Linked DNA regions of Homo sapiens: region 1 is linked to region 2. Evidence: read pairs that join two places in POLR2A ChIA-PET (ENCODE). Cell type or tissue: Panc1. All regions are shown on one strand. Links, peaks and the distances in the headings refer to the core of each region. The heading gives the core; the rest is flanking DNA.

The links. ChIA-PET counts read pairs that join two places held together with the same protein. Peaks named below come from ENCODE experiments on the same cell type or tissue, not always from the same donor. Only the 100,000 strongest peaks of a DNase experiment are listed, where the experiment ranks them.
Region 1: POLR2A ChIA-PET joins it to region 2 with 7 read pairs; 14 of 35 experiments call an interaction of 5 or more read pairs at or near these places.

The regions. Positions count from the first base shown.
Region 1 is chr7:99,193,431-99,203,576 of GRCh38, forward strand. KPNA7 (karyopherin subunit alpha 7) reads right to left here. Exons shown (of 11, transcript NM_001145715.3): 3 at 9,676-9,810; 4 at 2,654-2,736; 5 at 1,640-1,908. Among named protein-coding and RNA genes, the nearest start is that of KPNA7, 9.6 kb to the right of the region's middle. In Panc1, for the core only: no CTCF peak of the experiment used is centred there; a DNase peak (open chromatin) is centred at 7,791; H3K27ac peaks cover 370 bases.
Region 2 is chr7:99,127,979-99,138,124 of GRCh38, forward strand. The region is part of intron 1 of SMURF1 (SMAD specific E3 ubiquitin protein ligase 1); the gene reads right to left. Among named protein-coding and RNA genes, the nearest start is that of SMURF1, 11 kb to the right of the region's middle. In Panc1, for the core only: no CTCF peak of the experiment used is centred there; no DNase peak of the experiment used is centred there; H3K4me3 peaks cover 507 bases; H3K27ac peaks cover 3,251 bases.

The sequences.
Region 1 (10,146 bases), core at 719-8,718, 65 kb after region 2:
CACAGGGCAGTAACTTCCAATGCAACTCAGAACAAAGTCTGGGGATCTGCAGGTGCTGGTGACCAGCCATCAGCTACCTTAGCTAGGATAACAATTTTAGACCCTAGAAGTCTATTTGTATTTGTCAACCATCAAAGGCAAGTCATCACATTGTACCATCCAGTCTTGCCTACTTTACTGCACCAAGCAAAATGAGAGACAACTTCTCTAATAGGCACTTTTTCCTCCTGCAGCCTTTTATTTTTTTTTTTTGGCGGGGGAGGGGGATACAGGATCTCACTCTATTGCCCTGGCTGGAGTGCAGTGGTGCAATCATAGCTCACTGCAGCCTCGACCTCCAGAACTCAAGCAATTGTCCCACCGTAGCCTCCTGAGTAGCTGGGACTATAGGCATACACCACTATGCCTGGTGAATATTTTTATTTTTTGTAGAGATAAGTTCTCACTACATTGCCCAGGCTGGTCTCAAACTCCTGGGCTCAAGCCATCCTCCCACCTCTGCCTCCTAAAGTGCTGAGATTAAAGGCATGAGTCACTACGCCAAGCCTCTGCAAGCTTTTGTTTTCTTTTAGCAGTTATTTTATATTCTGTTTGCTAATTCCAATATGTGGAGTCCTTGGAGGTCTAATCATACTGTTTCTGCTGACTCAGTCACGGGAGTTATTGCTTCTCTGAACTTGAAAATGCTAATAGTCGGCTGATCTTAATTTGTCAAAATCCTGAGGGACCTAATTGAGTTTTCCCTAGAAAGTCACTGGATTGATGTCAGCCAAGAATCTGGGGGCTTCCGACCCTACAGCACTAATTCACTAGACCATGCAGGAAAGAGCATCGATTGCCACATTCAGAAAGGTAGTCTGAGGATTCCACTTTCAGGGAAGGCTTGTTAGCCCAAACCAAGGAGTTTTTTTTTGTTGTTGTTGTTTTGTTTTTGTTTTTGGCACGTTCCCTTAGCAACTTCCACTGAAGGCAGAGTCCTTCTGGGGTCCCGAGTTATGTAAGGGTCTATCATAAACTCCCACACTGCATAAGCCAAAGACTTGTTCTTGAAGCCACGAAGCCCTGAGGCTGTAGGACCTTAGTGTTGGCAGATGTCTCTAGTTAGCCTGTGGCTTCAGTATACACTGTATCATCCTGTTTCAGCTTCAATATTTGGCCTCTAAACTTGGATTTGAGGGCTTTTGGTGTTTTGAGACAGAATCTCCCTCTGTTGCCCACACTGGAGTACAGTGGCGTTATCTTGGTTCACTGCAACTTCCTCCTCCCAGGTTCAAGCGATTCTCCTGCCTCAGCCTCCCGAGTAGCTGGGACTACAGGGCATGCACCACCATGCCTGGCTAATTTTTGTATATTTAGTAGAGACGGGGTTTCACCATGTTGGCCAGGCTGGTCTTGAACTCCTGACCTCAAGTGATCCGTCCGCCTTGGCCTCCCAACATGCTGGGATTACAGACGTGAGCCACCGTGCCTGGCCTGGCTTTGAGTTTGGAAACAGCTCATTGTACCCTTGCCAGCACTTCTAGGTATTTACATGGCAAAGTGTTCTGGGACATCGAGTATACCCCACCACCCAAAGAAACCTTATAGTATCCCACACACCTGGCCCCGTTTTCTTAGCCCACTAAGGGGAGAGTCTCACCGGCTATATTACCAAGAGCCCACACTGCCTGTTCACACACAGCCACGTTGGAGGAAGACAGGAGCTCAATCAAGGGCTGGATGGCTCCCCCTTCTACCACGGCACGAGTCTGCTCCGAAGTCCCTGAAGCGATGTTGGTCAGGGCCCAGGCAGCCTCAAACTGCAAGCAGGGGTAAAGTGATGACTTCAGGAACTCCACCATCCTGGGAATGAGGCCCGCTTCAATGACCAGTTTCAGAGGGGGGTTCTTTTCCTGGGATAGCATTTTCCTATGCAATGAAAGAGAGGGCAGGGGAGGGGGAGGTCAAGTGAGAGAGGTATTAAGGACCTCCTTTTAGGCCAGGTGCGGTGGCTCACACCTGTAATCTCAGCACTTTGGGAGACCAAGGCGGGCAGATCACTTGAGGTCGCAAGGTCAGGAGTTCGAGACCAGCCTGGCCAACATGGTGAAACCCCGTCCCATCTCTACTAAGAATATAAAAATTAGCTGGGTGTGGTGGTGCACACCTGTAATCTCAGCTTCTCTGGAGGCTTGAGGCAGGAGAATCACTTGAACCCAGTAGGCGGAGGTTGCAGTGAGCTAAGATCATACCATTGCACTCCAGCCTGGGTGACAGAGTGAGACTCCATCTCAAAAGAGAAAAAAAGAACCTCCTTTTATACATAAGCCACATAGCTGGGCCGGAGCTACTTAAGATCCTAGTGTTCAACCGATAGCATTTTTCGGTATTAAATCAACATTTTCCCCTTTAAGGTGTTATCTACAAGATGAAATTTCTGTAGAGGCCAATGTAAATTAAGCAATTCATCTCTGACAACACATCGAAGCTTTTAAATTGCCCTCAAGGACAGTGTAGAATAGCAATTTCGTCTTTTAGATGGGCTAGCCTTTTCCTGTGTTTTACGGGCATGTTGCCAATGCCAAGAAACCAAATAGGCCACCGGCGCTCCAGCCATCACTGACGCTCATTGCTAACTATGAACCTGCAACAGCAGAAGTCTGTTTGGAGATACCTGGCTGTCTGGGTGGCCTGGAAACATAGGACTGGATCTGAGCTATTCACACCTTTGATTATTTCACCCAGAGTGAGGCTGACCTGCAAGAAGAGACACATTCAGGTCAGACTGTCTGCCAAAATGAGCTGTAAACATCACCTACTCTAGCCATCATCCATCTGATTAAAACAGCCTGGCTTGAACAGGATGTCCCATCTTGCATGCTGTTCTATATTTGGGGAGGGGAGAATATAGTCCACAGATCTCACAGATCTGTGTGTTCCTTCCCATGCTTAGGGGAGAAGTAATTCCTATCATTAGTTGGATCCCAAGAACATTTTTATCCCGTGCAGTAAGAATGTGCTAGTGGATACAAAACAAAATGGCAGACTAAGGACATCCAAAAAATTCTCTCCTCCACATAGGCAAAGAGAAAACTGACAAAAATAGAATCAACTTTTTCAGCACTGTAGAAATTGACCAAAGGCTTGCGGCCAATTGTTTTATTCAAGCCAGGAAGTGTTTATCCAAGAAAGACAGCTGAATCTCAGTAAGTAGCATGAGAGCTTTGTGGCATTTTGACTTGCCCTATTCCCACCCACCCTCAGCTCCATGGTAACCCTGAAAACCAACAGTCCACAATCATTGTGAAAAACCAACAGCCTCCCAACCACCAGAAGAGGCAAAATAGGTAGGTCCTCCTTTGGAGCCTCATTCCCAGAAAATTATTATTTGATCTGTCTGGTCATTCCCTGAAAGATCCCACTTACAGACTATTTTGACTCAGAGCTTAGTCAGTATGAAAAGGCTTTTCCCTAAGAATGTTCATTGAAAACAGAGGAAGTTGTTTAACTTCACAGCTACCTGAGAGGTTGAATAAGAGTTGGGATAAACAACAGGCTAACAAAAAAACTTGAAAGGGAATGTCATGTATAGGGCTATGCATATGCTTAAAAACAACAACAACAACAACAACAACAACAACAAAACTAAGACCCTCAGCTCTTCCCTCTCACTGACTTTGAAGCTCTGTGCAAACAGGAAGTGAAGGCTTACGTCAGAATTGTCAACTGCCTGGCTGAGTGGTGAACGCATGCCCCCAACACAGAGCTTCTTGGCAAAAATTGAGTGTTCTTTTCTTCGTGGTTCGAAGTGTTAAAATAAGTCTCTAATTATTAGTTGACCACTGAGCAAACCAAGCAGACACTGCAGCAGCCACACATCACAAAAAAATACAGATTTTAGATAATTAGCTCAAACTACTAAACGAGCACACCCAGCAACAACAGCAAACCCTGGGGCAATGGAAAATCTGATTTCTAGAGTTGTCACACTATTTTAAATGACTAGTTTTCAACAAAGATTGTGAGACAAGCAAAGAAAGTGTGACACACACATATACATATATATGTGAAAAAAGCAATCAATAGCAATAGTCCCTGAGGAGACCAGATGTTGAACTAGACAAAGATTTTAAATATAGTCAAAGAACTAAACCATGACTAAAGAACTAAAGTGCAACAATGCTGTCACACTAAATAGAGAATATCAGTGAACAGATATCAGTTATTGGAAGGAGCCAGATACAAATTCTGGAATTGGAGAATACAATAACTGAAACAAAAATTCACTAAAGGGGCTTAACAGCAGATTTAAGCAGACATAATAAAGCAGCAGTGAAGCTGAAGATAGGTTAATTGGAATTATCCAGTCTGAGGAAGATAACACACACAAGAGAGACTGAAGATGAAAATTGACAGATCTTTAGAGATCTGTGGGACATCATCAAGGATACCAACAAATGCAGAATAGGAAGGAGAAGAGGGAAAGAGGCAGAAAGTATATTTAAAGAGATAATGGCCAAAGAAATTCCCAAATCCAATAGAATAATTAGTCTACACATCTGAAAAGTTCAATGAGCTCCAAACGGAATAAATCCCAAGATCCAGACATATTATAATCTAACTGTTGAAAGCCAAAACTACAGAATCAAAAACATTGAAACCAGCAAAAGAGAAGCAATTCATGTACAAAGCCTCAATAAGATTAACAGCTGATTTCTTATCAGAAAGCATCAAGGCCAAAAAGCTGAGGTGCAGTGAGCCAAGATTGCAGCATTGCACTCCAGCCTGGGTGATAAGAGTAAAACTCCATCTCAAAAAAAACAACAACAAAAAAACTTTACCAACTTTACAAAAAAAAATTCTCACTCATTCTTAGAGGCTAGTATTACTCTGATACCAAACCAAGGATATTACAAGAAAAGTATAAGCTAATATCCCTTATAACTACTGATGCAAAAATTCAACAAAATAGGAGGAAACCAAATGCCTAAACGTATGAAACATATGGTCAACATATTGGTCATCATGATGAATTAGGATTTAACTCAGGAATTCAGGAGTGGTTTAACATGTGAAAAAAAATCAACATAGTACCCCGTATTAATAAAGGGGGGGGAACCCACATGATCATCTCAATGCAGAAAAAACATTTAATGAAATTCAACATACTTCCATAATAAAAAAAAACACTCAACAAACTGGAATAAAAGGAAACTTCTTCATTCTGATAAAGGCATCTACAAAAAACTCAGAGGTAGCCTCATACTTAATGGTGAAAGTCTAAAAGATTTCCCCCAAGATCAGGAATAAGACAAGGATATTGCTCTTTTCACTTTTATCCAACATGGCATTGGAAGTTCTAGATGCATTAATTAGGCAACAAATAAAGTGCACCCAGATTGGAAAGGAAGAAATAAAACTATTTGCAAGTGACTTAATCTTATATGTAGAAAATCCTAAGGAATTTACACCAAAAGCCTAGAGCTAATAAAATTCAGCTAGGTTGCAGAATTGATATACAAAAATTAATTGTATCTTTACATGCTAGCAGTGATCAAAAATCAAAATAAAGCAATTTAATTTACAACATAAAAAGAATAAAATGCTTAGTAATAAATTTATTGAAAGAAATCCAAGAGTTATATGCTGCAAACTGAAAAAAAAAAAAAAAAAAAAAAAGGACTGAAATGAAAAGGTATCCCATGTTCATGGACTGGAAGACTTAACATTGTTAAGATGGCAATACTCCAACCTTATAAATTCAATGACTCCATTCTATAGGTTCAATGCAATCTCCATGAAAATCGGAGCTGCCCTTATTGTAGAAATTGACAATCTGATTTTAAAATTCATATGGAAATACAAAGGGTCCAGAATAGCCAAAATTATATTGAAAAAAAGAACAAAGCTGGAAGACTCACTTCCCAATTTCGAAACTTACCACAAAGCTACAGTAATCAAACCTTTGTTTGATGACAAAGATAAACGTATAGATCAATGGAAGAGAACTGAGAGTCCACAAATGAACCCTCACATTCACGGTCAATTGATTTTTTTGACAAAGGTACCAAGACAATTCAATGGGTAGAAAATAGTCTCAAATAACTGTGCTGGTACAACTATGTATCACATGCAAAAGCACAAAGTTGGACTCCCATTCTCACCATTTACAAAAATTAACTCCAAACGGCTCAAAGGCCTAAAAGTAAGAGCTAAAATTATGAACTCTTAGAAAGAAATATAGGCACAAATCTTTGTGACCTTAGATTAGGCAATGAATTTTTAGATATGATACCTAAAACACAAACAACCAAGAAAATAAACTAGACTTCTTCAAAATTAAAAAATTTTATGCTTCCAAGGATACTATCAAGAAAGTGAAAAGACAACCCACAGAACAGAATATATTTGCAAGTCATATCTGCTAAGGTTTAATATCTAGAATATATAAAGAATTCTTACAACTCAATAAAAAATAATTTATTTGACTTAAAAATGGACAAAGGGCTGGAATTTTTTTTTTGGTGGGGGGACACAGTCTCGCTCTCTTACTCAGGCTGGAGTGCAGTGGCACAATCTCAGCTCACTGCTCAAGCTATTCTCCTGCTTCAGCCTTCCTAATAGCTGGGACTACAGGTGCATGCCACCACACCCAGCTAATTTTTATGTTTTTAGTAGAGACAGGGTTTCACCATGTTGGCCAGGATGGTCTTGAACTCCTGACCTCAAGTGATCCATCCGCCTCAGCCTCCTAATATGCTGGGATTATAGGCATGAGCCATCAGGCCTGGCTAATTTTCGTATTTTTCGTAGAGACGCGGTTTCACCATGTTGGCCAGGCTGGTCTCGAACTCCTCAGCTCAAGTGATCCTCCTGCCTCAGCCTCCCAATGTGTTGGGATTACAGGCATGAGCCACCATGCCCGGCATCTGCTTTTGTCATCACATTGCTCTTCTTATAAGAATCATCGAATGCCAGGCCCACCCAGATAATCCAGTATCACCTCTCTATCTCAAAATCCTTAATTTAATCACATATGCTACATCCCTTTCCTCATAGAGTAATATTCACAGGTTTGGGGACTAGAAGATGCAGACACTTGGGGTGCCACGATACAGCCTACCACAAAGAGTGAAACAGGCTTAGTTCATAACCCAGTTATTCTCAGTGGAACTGAAGACACCCTTCCACACAAAAACTTGTACACAGATGTTAATAACAGCATTCATCATAACAACCAAAAAGTGGAAACAACCCAAAGTCCCCCAATTAATAAATAAACAAGGCCAGACACGGTGGCTCACACCTGTAATCCCAGCACTTTAGGAGGCCAAGGCAGGCAAATTGCTTGAGGTCAGGAGTTCGAGACCAGCCTGAACAACATGGTGAAACCCCATCTCTACTAAAATATAAAATTAGCAGGTGATGCATGCCTGTAATCCTAGCTACTCGGGAGGCTGAGGCAGGAGAATGGCTTGATCCCGGGAGACAAAAGTTGCAGTGAGCCGAGATTGTGCCATTGCATTCCAGCCTGGGTGACAGAGTGAGACTCCATCTTATAAACAAATAAATGGATAAACAAAATGTGGTCTCTCCATATAACAGATTATCATTCTGCCCAAAAGGAATGAAGTATTGATATATGCTACAACATGGATGAACTTTGAAAACATAAAAGCTCAACACAAAAGCTCACATGTTTATATGATTGCATTTCTAGGGAATGTCTAGAACAGGTCATTCCAGAGAGGCAGAAAGTAGACTAGTGTTTGCAGAGACGGTGGGGGATGAGGAATGGGGAGTGACTCCTGAATGACTGGAGTTTCTATTTGAGGTGATGAATAGGTTCTGGAATTAGCTAGTGGCAATGGTTGCACAACTTTGTGACTATGCTAGAAACCACTGATTAGGCACTTAAAGAGTGAATTTTGATGTGAATTATACCTTCATTTCTTTAAAAAATATGCTAATATGCCAAGCACAGTGGCTCATGCCTGTAAACCCAGCACTTCGGGAGGCTGAGGCAGACAGATCACAAGGTCAGGAGGTTGAGACCATTCGGGCTAACATGGTAAAAAACCGTCTCTACTAAAAATACAAAAAATTAGTTGGGTGTGGTGGTGGGCACCTGTAGTCCTAGCTACTCGGGAGGCTGAGGCAGAAGAATTGCTTGAACCCAGGAGGCGGAAGTTGCGGTGAGCCAAGATCGTGCCACTGCACTCCAGCCTGGGCGACAGAGTGAGACTCTGTCTCAAAAAAAAAAAGCTAATATGGGACCAAAAGAAAAACAACTTTTTGGGGTTGTTTGTTGGAGTGAGATGGAGTCTCACTCTGTCACCCATGGGTTGAAGTGCAGTGGCACGATCTTGACTTAGTGCCACCTCTGCCTCCCAGGTTCAAGCAACTCTCCTGCTCAGCCTCCTGAGTAGCTGGGATTACAGGCACCCACTACCACACCCGGCTAATTTTTGTATTCTTAGTAGAGATGGGGTTTCACCATGTTGGCCAGGCTGGTCTCGAACTCCTGACCTCAGGTGATCCACCCACCTCGGCCTCCCAAAGTGCTAGGACTACAGGTGTGAACCACTGTGCTTGGCCTTTTTTCCCTTTTGTTTTATACCATCCTTGGATGGGGGGATTCTAGGGACTGCTCCAAACAAATGAAGCTAACTAGAGATATAGTTTGGACTCCTATGGCAACTCAGAATGACTGTACACATTTCATTGATGAATGGGAACACATCATTGGACCCAATTTGACAAAAATGGAACCAGTCTCTGCCCTCTATGAGACCTAAACCAAGCAGGGTAAAAAGGGTGCATGTGGGTAGTTAAGGTAGGACAGACAGTGGTGTACCCCAAAAGAATATAGAGACACCATTATTGAGGTGCTAAGAAGGAAAACTTCCTGGTCAAGGCATTCGGTATTCACAGAAACCGGACTAACCTTGAAGTCAACCCAGGATCTGCATTTAATAAGGTTGGGGTAGATGGAGAAGGGAAGACAGGACAGAAGTCAAAGTGTTAGGAAAGACCTCACCCATCCAGGGACTAGATGCCTCTACTGAGAAATAACCTTCACCAACCCTCATTTCCTCGGTTTTCAGGCTTAGGGATAGCAAGTAAATTTTCAATTAGAAATATCACCTTTTTGGCCAGGTACAGGGGCTCACACCTGTAATCCCAGCACTTTGGGAGTCTGAGACAGGCAGGTCACCTGAGTCCAGGGGTTCGAGACCCTCCTGGTAAACATGGCAAAATCCTGTCTCTATAAAAAAATAAAAAATTCACCAGGCATGATGGTGAGTGCCTGTAGTCCCACATACTCTGGAAGCTGAGGCAGGAGGTTCGCTTGAACCCAGGGAGATTAGGGCTGCAATGAGCTCTGATTGTGCCACAGCACTCTATCCTGGGTGACAGAGTGAGACCTGTCTCAAAAAATAAAAATAAAAAGTATAATAAAAATCCTCTCCATCCCCCACTAGAATCTAGATTCCACAGACTCAGAGCCATAGGAGTAATGGCCATTAGCCTTTTGACAAAGGCAGTTTAGCTCAAACCATAATCTCTTCACTCCTTTCTTTAAAAGCCCAAAACGAGAGTTTGCAAGTTCTGAATCTATTAAATATTATCCAGCCAGAGACACTTGCTAAGAACATATTTTGCCCAAGACTACTCTAAACACTACATACTGACCGCCACCCCTTTGGCTGTTTTTTCAGAAGGTGTGTCAGGGCAGAAGCTCGTGATATTCCTTCTCTTTAAGGTCTGTTCATCTTTCTTGGCCTTTCGGAGCTCCAGACTGACCGCCATCCTCTGCTGTCGCCTCAGCTAGTGAGGAAAAGAAATTGGAGCATTTAGAACCAGGAGTGGGGATGTCACATTTAGTCTGTCAAACATGTTTCAAAGCATCCAATTTCATTTTTACAGATACAATAGGCTGGAAAAGTTCAGATCACACAGTTAGTAAATCATCTCAGCTCTGTTTACCTCCTCTTCTGTTTTCTGCTATACCACTTCTAGAAAATAATTTGATCTTCCCTCCAAAATAAAGCAAGACCATGCACAACCTTGACAGGTCAGGATTCTCAGCTATAAAAACACCCCAGCAAAGCATCCCATTGCCCTAAGTCTGAACACATCTTCATTGATGCTGATGATTTCCTG
Region 2 (10,146 bases), core at 966-8,965:
TCCATTTTCTAAACCAAAACTCCTTTTCTAAAATAAAAAGGTACTTTTTGTACTGTTCAGATGAACCCTATGCAAAATACAGTAAATAAACCCTCTGGGGTTTCCAAAAAAAAATAATATCGCTGTTTCAGAATGCATTAAGATATGGAATGTACCAGGGTACAGTCTTTTACAAAATTATACTCAACACCCTCAAATAATACTTAAATACATCACATGCCAGATGTGCCAGGAGATAGCCTCTGGGGCTTATGACAAGATGACCGAATGGCTCATCTGTTCTCATGTGGTTGTCTTAAAAGCAGAATCCTGCTGACATTTGGCTGATGAGGTTAAGCCATGAATGACGCAGTCAGTAAACAGGTCAAGTCCCCAAAACGGCTTCCGTAATTCATTTCAATATTAATATCAAAAAGCAAGCCTTTACAAAAAAAACAGGCTTATAATAAATATCCCATTCATAACATTCTAAATACCAGGCTCCTAAGGGAAATGGCATTCTCACAAGGCTATATGCTATCCTTGCAGGTTTTACTTCTAAATTTATGCTAAGCGTATTACATAGCAACTTTTTACTCTACAAGTTGGTCCTTAAATAGCCTGTGACTATCATTCAAGCTCTATAATACCCTGTCCACATTTAAATTTTAGTGGAAAATCAACTACCACGCATTGCTTTCAAATATCAATATTGTACTTTCTAAACTGAATGTGCTGGGTGTATCAAAGGTGTTTACCTAAGCAGGCTTTCTGCCAATAGTTCGTGCTACTCTAAGAGGTTACCGGCACTACCATTTAACCTGCCTTTACCTCCCAAACAGGTTTATTCAAGCAATAGCAACGATGTCCAAAAACATGTCTCATATTTTTTCTAAATCACTGAAGAAAAGTAAATAACCGAAGTTGCCAAGCCAATCTTAGGTGTTATATAATCCATTATTTAAGCCTACAGAATAAATGAGTGATTATTAAATTTCTAGTGTTGCAACACGAGGCCAAATTCAATGTTAAGTTTAGAACAAAAACAAAATTGAAAAGAAACTTTAGATCATACTCTATTATGTTTAAACCAAGACAGATGGTGTATATTTATGAGTATGCAAACAATTCCCAGGACTTCCAAGTCAGAGGCAGCCCTAAAACCATATATCATTGATTTCAAGACACATTTTTTCATATGTTTTGAAATCTTCAAATGAATCACATTTTGCAATATAATTACCTGTGTTTCTTTTTACGTAGTACATAAAACAATGGTATGACTTGCAAGCGGTCATCTTAGATTCATTGAAATAAGACCATGTTACTATTAGCTAACACATATTGAACACATTATGTACCAGACAGTGCATGTGGATTATTTCATTTACTACCCACAACAACACTGAAGTGATTCCAGTTATTTCCCCATTTTTACGTTATGTTATTATTTTAAGATGGTCTCACCCTGTCACCCAGGCTAGAGTGCAGTGGCACAATCACAGCTCATTGTAGCCTCAACCTCTTGAGCTCAAACAATTCTCCCACCTCAGCTCCCAAGTAGCTGGGACTACAGGTGTGCACCACTATGCCCAGCTAATTTTTTTCTATTTTTGTATAGATAGGGTCTTGCTGTGTTGCCCCAGCTGGTCTCAAACTCCTGGGCTCAAGTGATCCTTCCACCTCAACCTCCCCAAATATTGGGATTACGGGTGTGAGCCACTGTACCCAGCCTTCCCCCATTTTTATAGCTAAGGAAACTAAGAAATGATGTCATTTGTGTAAAGGCACAGGCTGGCTCCAGCCGAGCCCTTCATCATTCCACCTTGCTGATTCCACAAACGGAAGAGCTTGGCGGTCTGTGGGATTCAACCATTCCTGGAACACAGGTTCGAACTTCAGCGAAGCATCTTACAAAAACTTTTTTTCTTTTTAAGAATATAGAAGTGAAAATACAGAGCCCCAGATATCAAGAACAGACATTAATTCAAAGAATTTATTATAGGGTAGGGCTGATAATCAACTATCCTATAAAAATCATATTATTGCATAAAAACTAAATTATTTTTCTTTCTACACATCCTGAATTCAATTTACAGATAATCAGCATGTATTTCTCTCTCTTAAAACTGCTCTGTTATCTCTAGAGAAATAATTTAAGAATGTATTCCTATAATCTGTACCTGAATTTTGTTTAAAAATACTCCCAAATAGGCTGGGCATAGTGGCTCACACCTGTAATCCCAGCACTTTGGGAGGCTGAGGCGGGCCAATCAGCTGAGGTCAAGAGTTCAAGGCCAGCCTGGCCAACATGGTGAAACCTATCTCTACTAAAAATACAAAAAATTAGCCAGGCGCAGTGGCACATGCCTGTAGTTCCAGCTACTTGGGAGGCTGAGGCAGGAGAATCACTTGAACCCAGAAGGCAGAGATTGCAGTGAGCTAAGATCACACCACTGCACTCCAGCCTGGGTGACAAAAGTGAAACTCCGTCTCCAAAAAGAAAAACAAAAAGTCCCAAATAACATTATACAACAATCCAGGAACATTCTGCAATACAAATTGACAACAAAATTTATGGGGCTAAGTTCACATATAAAGGTACCACTCCTAACCCTTGGTCAAAAATTCTTGGCACTTTTACCAAATCTTTTGCTTCATACTACCACAAAGAAGGTATACTTCTTTTTCAGAAGTGCATTAAATGGTAGCTGTACCTTCCTTTTACTCAGCATAATGAAGCTAACATTATAAATTTTAAAAGAAAACAATCGGTATCATCTAGTTATTTATTGATTGCCCACCTGGCATCCATATTCCTGTTCCCCCAAACAACCCAAGTCTGTATTGTGGGTGGGACTAACCCCCTGATTAGATTCAAAGATGGAACCTAATTGTCCAACGAGCACATCCCATCATCCCAGCCACAGCGGTTGGTTCAGCAATGAACACTTGACCCAAATTAGGCCAATGAGACAAGAGGATTCAACTCCAGGCCTTCTACCCCAGGACTGAGCTGTTGAAGAAGCAGACTTTTAACTTTTCTGCTGGATTTAAAGCTGCAAGCAAACAGCCATGGAGCTTTTGAGCACAAGGGGAAGAGATGGTCATGAATAGTGCTGAGGTCAAAACACTGAGATATAGAGAGAAACCAGGTCCTTGCTTTGCCATTGGAATGACTTGGGCTTTTCAGTGAAGTCACTAAAATTCTCTCTATTGAGCTAATTTAACCTAGGTTTTCTGCTACTTACATCTGAAGGTATCCTGCTTTTAAACAACAACAACATTAGGAAGTGCGATATTGTACATAAAAGACAGAATTAAAAATGTGGAAATTAGCTGAAGAAAGGAGGCAGGGTGAAAAATCAATGAATACCCTCCTCACCCGGCCTGAGAATTTAACTATCTTTATTATCAGGGAAAGAAACAATCAGACTGTGGTCTGATGCAACCACCAAGACTACAAGGAACACTAAGGGACTTGGTAGGAAAGAATCAAGGAAATGGGTAGGTGGGTGGTTCTTGCCTGTAATCCTAGTACTTTGGGAGACCAAGATGGGAGGATCGCTTGAAGCCAGGAGTTCTGGACAAGCCTGGGCAATATAGTGAGACCCTGTCTCTACAAAAAGTTTAAAAATTAGCTGGGCATGGTGGCTCATGCTGAGGTGGGGATGACTTGAGCCCAGGAGTTTGAGGCTGCAGTGGGCTATGACTGTGCCATTGTACTCCAGCCTGGGCGACAGAACAAGATCCTGTCTCAAAGAAAATGCAGTGAAGAGGGAGGAAAAGAGGCCCTTTCTGCTACAAAATGCAATCTAGGGGAACCAAGAGATAGGATGAAGAAAGAAAGGGAGGGAAGACTTAGCAGGAGATAAGGCTGTGGGGTAGGGTGAGCAAAAGAAGGCTTCCCCAGGTCTCTCCCAAGCACTCAGGTCCAGTATTCACAGCCTGAAAATGGGAAACGTTATTCAAGATGCAACCGCAAAGCTTGGGCAAGGGGCAAATGAATGATGTCTCTCCAGCCCAACCAGTTATCCCCGCCAGCCCTGAGGGAGAGGCTAAGGAAAAGACCTGGAAACCAAAAGCTACAAAGCTGGGCCAAATTCCAGAATTAAAATTTCGGGCTTTGGTTCAAGCCCCTGGAATGGCCCAGAAGCCCAAGATAGAGTAGACTTGCCTTTTAGGGTATCACATAGTCAAAGAAACCCCAAGCCTGGCTGACAACAACCTGTAATTGCTTGATCTCTAATCCCTGCTCATATCAACAAGAAGTGGCTATGAACGCAATGCTGCCTCCAGGAGAGGTGTCCTCCGACGCCCAACTCAGAGGCGACCAGGAGACCCAATAAACAAGGAGGGCATTAATTCTCTCATTCACCAGGTATTTGTGAGCACCAGCAGGTGCCAAGCAGTGTTGAAGGGGATACAGAAGTAAACAGACAGCAAGGACCCTAGCTTCACGGAACTTGACTACCAAGAGCAGAGACAGAAAATAAAAATTGATTGGACATTGGTAGATGGATGATGGGAGAATAACCAAACAAAAATACCATGAAGTGGTGAGTGCTATGAAGACAGCAGAATAGGCTGCCTGATCGTGAGTGAGGGAGGGACTATGAAGGGATGGTCAGGGAGGGTATCCCTGAGGTGATGATATTTATTTAGGCTGAAGGCCTGAATGACAGGAAGAAGCCATTGAGAAGTCAAGAGGAAGAGTATTATAACATCACACAGACACACGGACACACACACACACACACACACACACAGAGGAATAATTCATGCAAAAGCCCTTAAGCAGGATTAAACTCGCCACATTTGAGGACTGGGGTGGAGAATAAGGCAGAACCTGGCACAGAGGCTGCCAGAGAGGAATATGGCAGGATCACAGAGGGAGTTTGATTTTATTCTGAGTAGGGAGCTGCTGGAGGGCTTTAAGGAAGGAAATGACATGATCTGATTTATGCTCTTAAAAGATTTGGGGGTGACAGTTTAGTGGTTGCCAGGGTCCCAGGGACTGGGGATGGGTGGATGCGGCTAGAAAGGGATAGCTCCAAGGAGGCTGGGGTGGTGGTGCAGCTGGTCATCTTGATTGCAATGGTGGTGATATGAATTTGTACATGGGATCAAACTGCATAGACTGCTACACACACACACACCCCACCCACACGCAGTGCACGCGGAGCTAGTGAAATCTGACTAAGCTCTGGATTGCACCAATGTAAACAGTTAGTTTCCCGGGTCTTTTTGCTTGCATTATTTTGCCCTTACTTTTTCCCTATCGTTAGAACCCATGAACAAGTTCCTGGTTTTGACATGCCACAGTTATACAAAACACTAAAATTGGGGGAGGCTGAGTGAAGGGTACACAGGACCTCCCGGTACATTTCTCTCCCATCTCCTGTGAATCTATCATTACTTCAAAATTAAAAAAGAAAAAAAAAAGGTCTCTAAGGCTGCCATTTAAGGTATAGATTAGAGAAAAAAGAAAGTAGAACCACAATATGTGACACCAATCCACACTCAAGGAAAGGGTTAAAATGAAAAAGAAAACACGCAGATTGGCAAAGGAGCACCTGGAACTCTCATACGCCACTGGTGGAAAATGTAAATTGGTATAACCACTTCGGAAAAGCATTTGGCAAGTTTCATTACAGTTGAACATATGCCTATTCCACAGTCCAGTGACTCTACTCCTGAGTATACACCCAACAGAAGTGTATGCAAATACTCACCAAAAGACATATACCTGAAAATTCCAAACAGCACTAGTCTTAAAAGCCAAAACTAGAAAGGACTCTGCCCATCAACAGATAAAGGGATAAATTATGGTATATGCCCATAATGGGATATTGAACAGCAAAGAGAATGACTGACGTACAACCACACATAACAATACGGATAAATCTCACAAAAATAACATTGAACAAAAGAAACCAGTTGCATGCAGTAAGATTCCATTAATACAAAGTTCAAAAACAGGCTGTTACAAGTCAGGACTGTGGTTATCTTTGCCAGGGGGGTGCGGCTGAGGGAGGTAGAAAGTGAGAATGAGCTATTTTCAGGATTGTAGGGACATTCCAAGCACCAGCAATATTCTATTTCTTGATCTAGATCAGGAAAAGTGCTTCTCCACCCACTTTTTTTTTTTTTTTTTTTTGAGACAGGGTCTCGCTCTGTAAGGCTAAACGTGCCTTATTTCCAGAGTTTTTTGGTTTTGTTTCGTTTTTTTTTGCAAATTCTACTCCTGAGCAATTTGTTTATTTTTCTCTTTTCCCCAATCCTTAGAATCTGTGAACAATTTCCTGGTTTTGATATTATACCAGAGTTTTACAAGGGACTAAAACTTCTACCCATGTTTACAGGTATTTCCTCACCAGGCTCAAGTGAGGAACCACGCGAGAACCCTTTGGAAACTATGAAACACTGTACAGACGGGAGGTATTAGTATCACTGACAGGTATGAACAGGCAGCAAGCAGGTCTCACCTCTATAATTTGTAGGTAATATATGTAGAAATAAAATTGAGTAAACTTTGGATTTTTTTTACCCCAAAGACCTAAGAGGGGAAAAAAGCAAATATATCACATTGAAGTTACCATGTTTTCTACTTCTACAGAGCCAGATGCCAATATTGCTTTTTAAAGCACTTCTAAAATTAAAAACAATCCCTTAAAAAAGTTCATGGCAAACACATTGACTATAAATACTTGGAAAAATACTAAATTATTATTACTGGCTTATGCAAATGAGCATTTTACTCCTATTTTAAAGATGAGATTATTTTATAAAAATAGGTCAGAGATAACCCCAAATGACATTCTAAATAAATTATGTAAACCACTATTATTCAGAACCAAGACCTCAGTTTTTTAAAGAACTCACTATATAAACAAGATCTAGAGTCCAAATTTCTTAATCTGAAAGTAATCATTTTGCCTTATTTTAATATGATAGAACAAGCTTTTTGGGGGGTCAGGCAACTCGCTATTACATAATAAACATACTCTCTGGGAAAATAAGTCTGTTCAGAGCTATAAGACAAGTAGCCAAGAATTTTATTCTGTAGAACCCAGGAATCTTCCTAGTGAGGAAGTCCTTATAAATATGAGTATGTACTTTGAAATGCTATAATATTTTAGCCTTTTAAAATACATTCGGCACAATCATTTTGATTTTTCAGAATGTCTACATTTCAAAACAATTGGCAGTTAGTGTACTTACTAGTTGCTCTAAGAAATTCTTATCTATTTAAGAGCTTTTTAATCTTTTTAATTGTTGAAAAGCAATACATGCTCAAGGGGGTGAGAAAAGGGAGGAGATTAAATATTACAAAAGGCATATAATGAAAAGTCACCCTCTCTTCTCTCTTTTCTCTCCTCTCTCCCTCTCTCCTCTCTCTTTCCTCTGAAGAGGAGAACAGGAGAATCTCTTCAAAGGAAATCAACAGTCAAAATCTTTCAGTCGTATTCTATACAGACCTATCTATAGATTTCCCCCTTTATTTTTATTTCTTGTTTTATTATTCAAATAGTACACACACTAGCCTCTGTTTTGAATCATGCTTTTTCCCCCCACTCAATAATATATCTTGGAGAATGTTCCATATCAGAATATAAAACACTATCTTATTATGTTACAGCTACACATCATTGGGAATACACGATAATTTACTTAACTAGTCCCTGCTGATACACATTCACATTGATTTCAGTCTTTTATAATTTCAAACAATGCTGCAATGATTTTACACACCGGACTTTACATAAATGTGTGAAAACACCCATAAGAAAAAAGTCCTACATGCAGAATTGCTAGATCAAAGAGCATAAACATTTATGATCTGATAGACAGTGCCAAACTGCTCTTGGTACCTACTCTATCAATTTATATTCTCAACCACTAGAGTAAAAGACCTGTTTTTCCACACTCTTGTCTCATCACAGAAGATTTTCAATCTCTTTGATCTGCCACTCTTCTAGATGAAAAATTGTTTCATTCTTACTTTTAATTTGTAGTTTGTTTAGTATGAATAGGGCTGATTATCAATTAAAAATAAATTTTTAGAGAAAGAAAATGGGCATAAGAGAGAACAGGGCACAGCGGCATATACTTGCAGTCCCAGCTACTCAGGAAGCTGATGATCGCTTGAGCCCAGGAGTTCCAGGCTGCAGTGAGCTATGATCACGCCAGTGTACTCTAGCCTAGCCTGGGCGACAGAGCAAGACCCCATCTCTAAAGAAGAAAAGGAAAGAAGAAGAGAGAAAATAGGGTTGTCTTTTCACATGTTTCAAATCCATTTCCATTTTCTTTTCTGTGAATTGTCCATATTCTTTGCCTATTAGGTACTGGCCTTTTCCTAATTGATTTTGAAGGCTCTTTATATATTAGGAAAACCAGACTTTCATTTTCGTATCCATTACAGATTGTTGTTCCTAGTTTGTCTTTGCATGTTGATTTTATCCTATTTTTTGCCATGGAGAAATTTTCCATCCAGCTAAAGTTTTTTATTGTTTATAAGTGTTTTTCAGCTGATCTTTTGGGCTTTTAAAGATATATCATAACGTCTATAAATAACAGCAATTTTGTTTCCTGCTTTCTGATGTCTTTCTCTAGTTATTAATAATAACTATTTTGACAGTGTACATCCCTGCATTGTTCCTGATTTTAATGGGAATGTTTCCACAATTTCATCATTTAAAGATGATGCTGGCTAGGTGCAGTGGCTCATGCCTGTAATCCACGTACTTTGGGAGGCTGAGGCAGGTGGATTGCTTGAGCTCAGGAATTCAAGACCAGCCGGGCAACAGGGCGAAACCCCATCTCTACCAAAACTACAATGATTAGCCAGCCGTGGTGGCACATGCCTGTGGTCTCAGCTACTCGGGAGGCTGAGGTGGGAGGATCACTGGAGCCCAAGAAGTCGAGGCTGCAGTGAGCTGTTATGGTGCCACTGCACCCCAGTCTGGGTAACAGAGTGAGACCCCATCTCCAAACAAAACAAAAAATAAACATGATACTGTCCGATGGCACATTACCTGGCCTGGGAAAAACATAAAATAAAAATAAAGATAATACTGGTTTTGGCTTCTAACACTATTTCTCTAAGGAATTTCTGAATACATAATTTATCAATTCATTGTATTATTTTTCCATGTTTATTAACCGGTTCTATAGATTTTCTTCAATGTCAAAGTACGTTATTAGCTTTATTATTTACCTGGCTATTTAGGAATAAGACATAACAGGAATCTATGACTGTATTAATACTGTGCTACTCTATAAATAATTCATAACTACTCATTAAAATATTTAATCCATCTCTAGCAGGTCCTTTTGTGCTCTAAAAAGACAGATCTCTGGCATTAAAGATAGGAAAACTGAATCATGAAAAGATCATAATCCTATGCACCCCCTCCCCTTTCTTCATTGTGGTACTTGTGTGAATTAGAAATCAAATTCAGACCTTCTGATCCCCAGTCCAGTGTTGGAACCACAGGAAAGCATCATGCCCTTTAGAGAACTCAGCGGATGCCCAACATACAAAGAACGCAGGCTGCCATCTACAATCTGCAGCTTCGTGACATGCTCCTCCAGACTCCTGAAAGCAAGCTGCAAGTTGGGCTCCGGAGCTTAAAACATCTGAAATGCATCACCCAGCAGCCAGGAGGATAGGTTCCTGCTCAGTGATAAACGATGTTGCCGACATTCCTCAGCCAATTAGAATTCCTTTCAGCTGCAGTGGAGGTGAACACAGCTGGAATTACAGAGTGGGGCGCGTCACCAGACGCGCTGATTATACATTATTTAAGCCTTGTTTTAAAACAATATGAGGGTGTTTTTTCCCCCATTAGTCCAGAAATGTGGAAACAACATTCCACTTGGTTTAAATATCTAAATGGATTAAATTGCATCTGGAGACAAAACAGTAATAGTGACATTTTAAAAAGAAGATATGCCCAAGCCCCATAGCTATGTGCTTTTGTTTTTTAAACATAGCTCCATGGCTTTCCTTTAACTAGAAAGGCCTTAGGGACTTTAGTCAGTCAGAATGAGTTCCCTGGACAAGAAGCTAATTTAAGTTGGAGGCTTTCACTTACAAATTCACTTACAAAATAACAAACCAGTAATTTAAAACTTGTTCAGTGACAAAAAAAAAAAATTGTA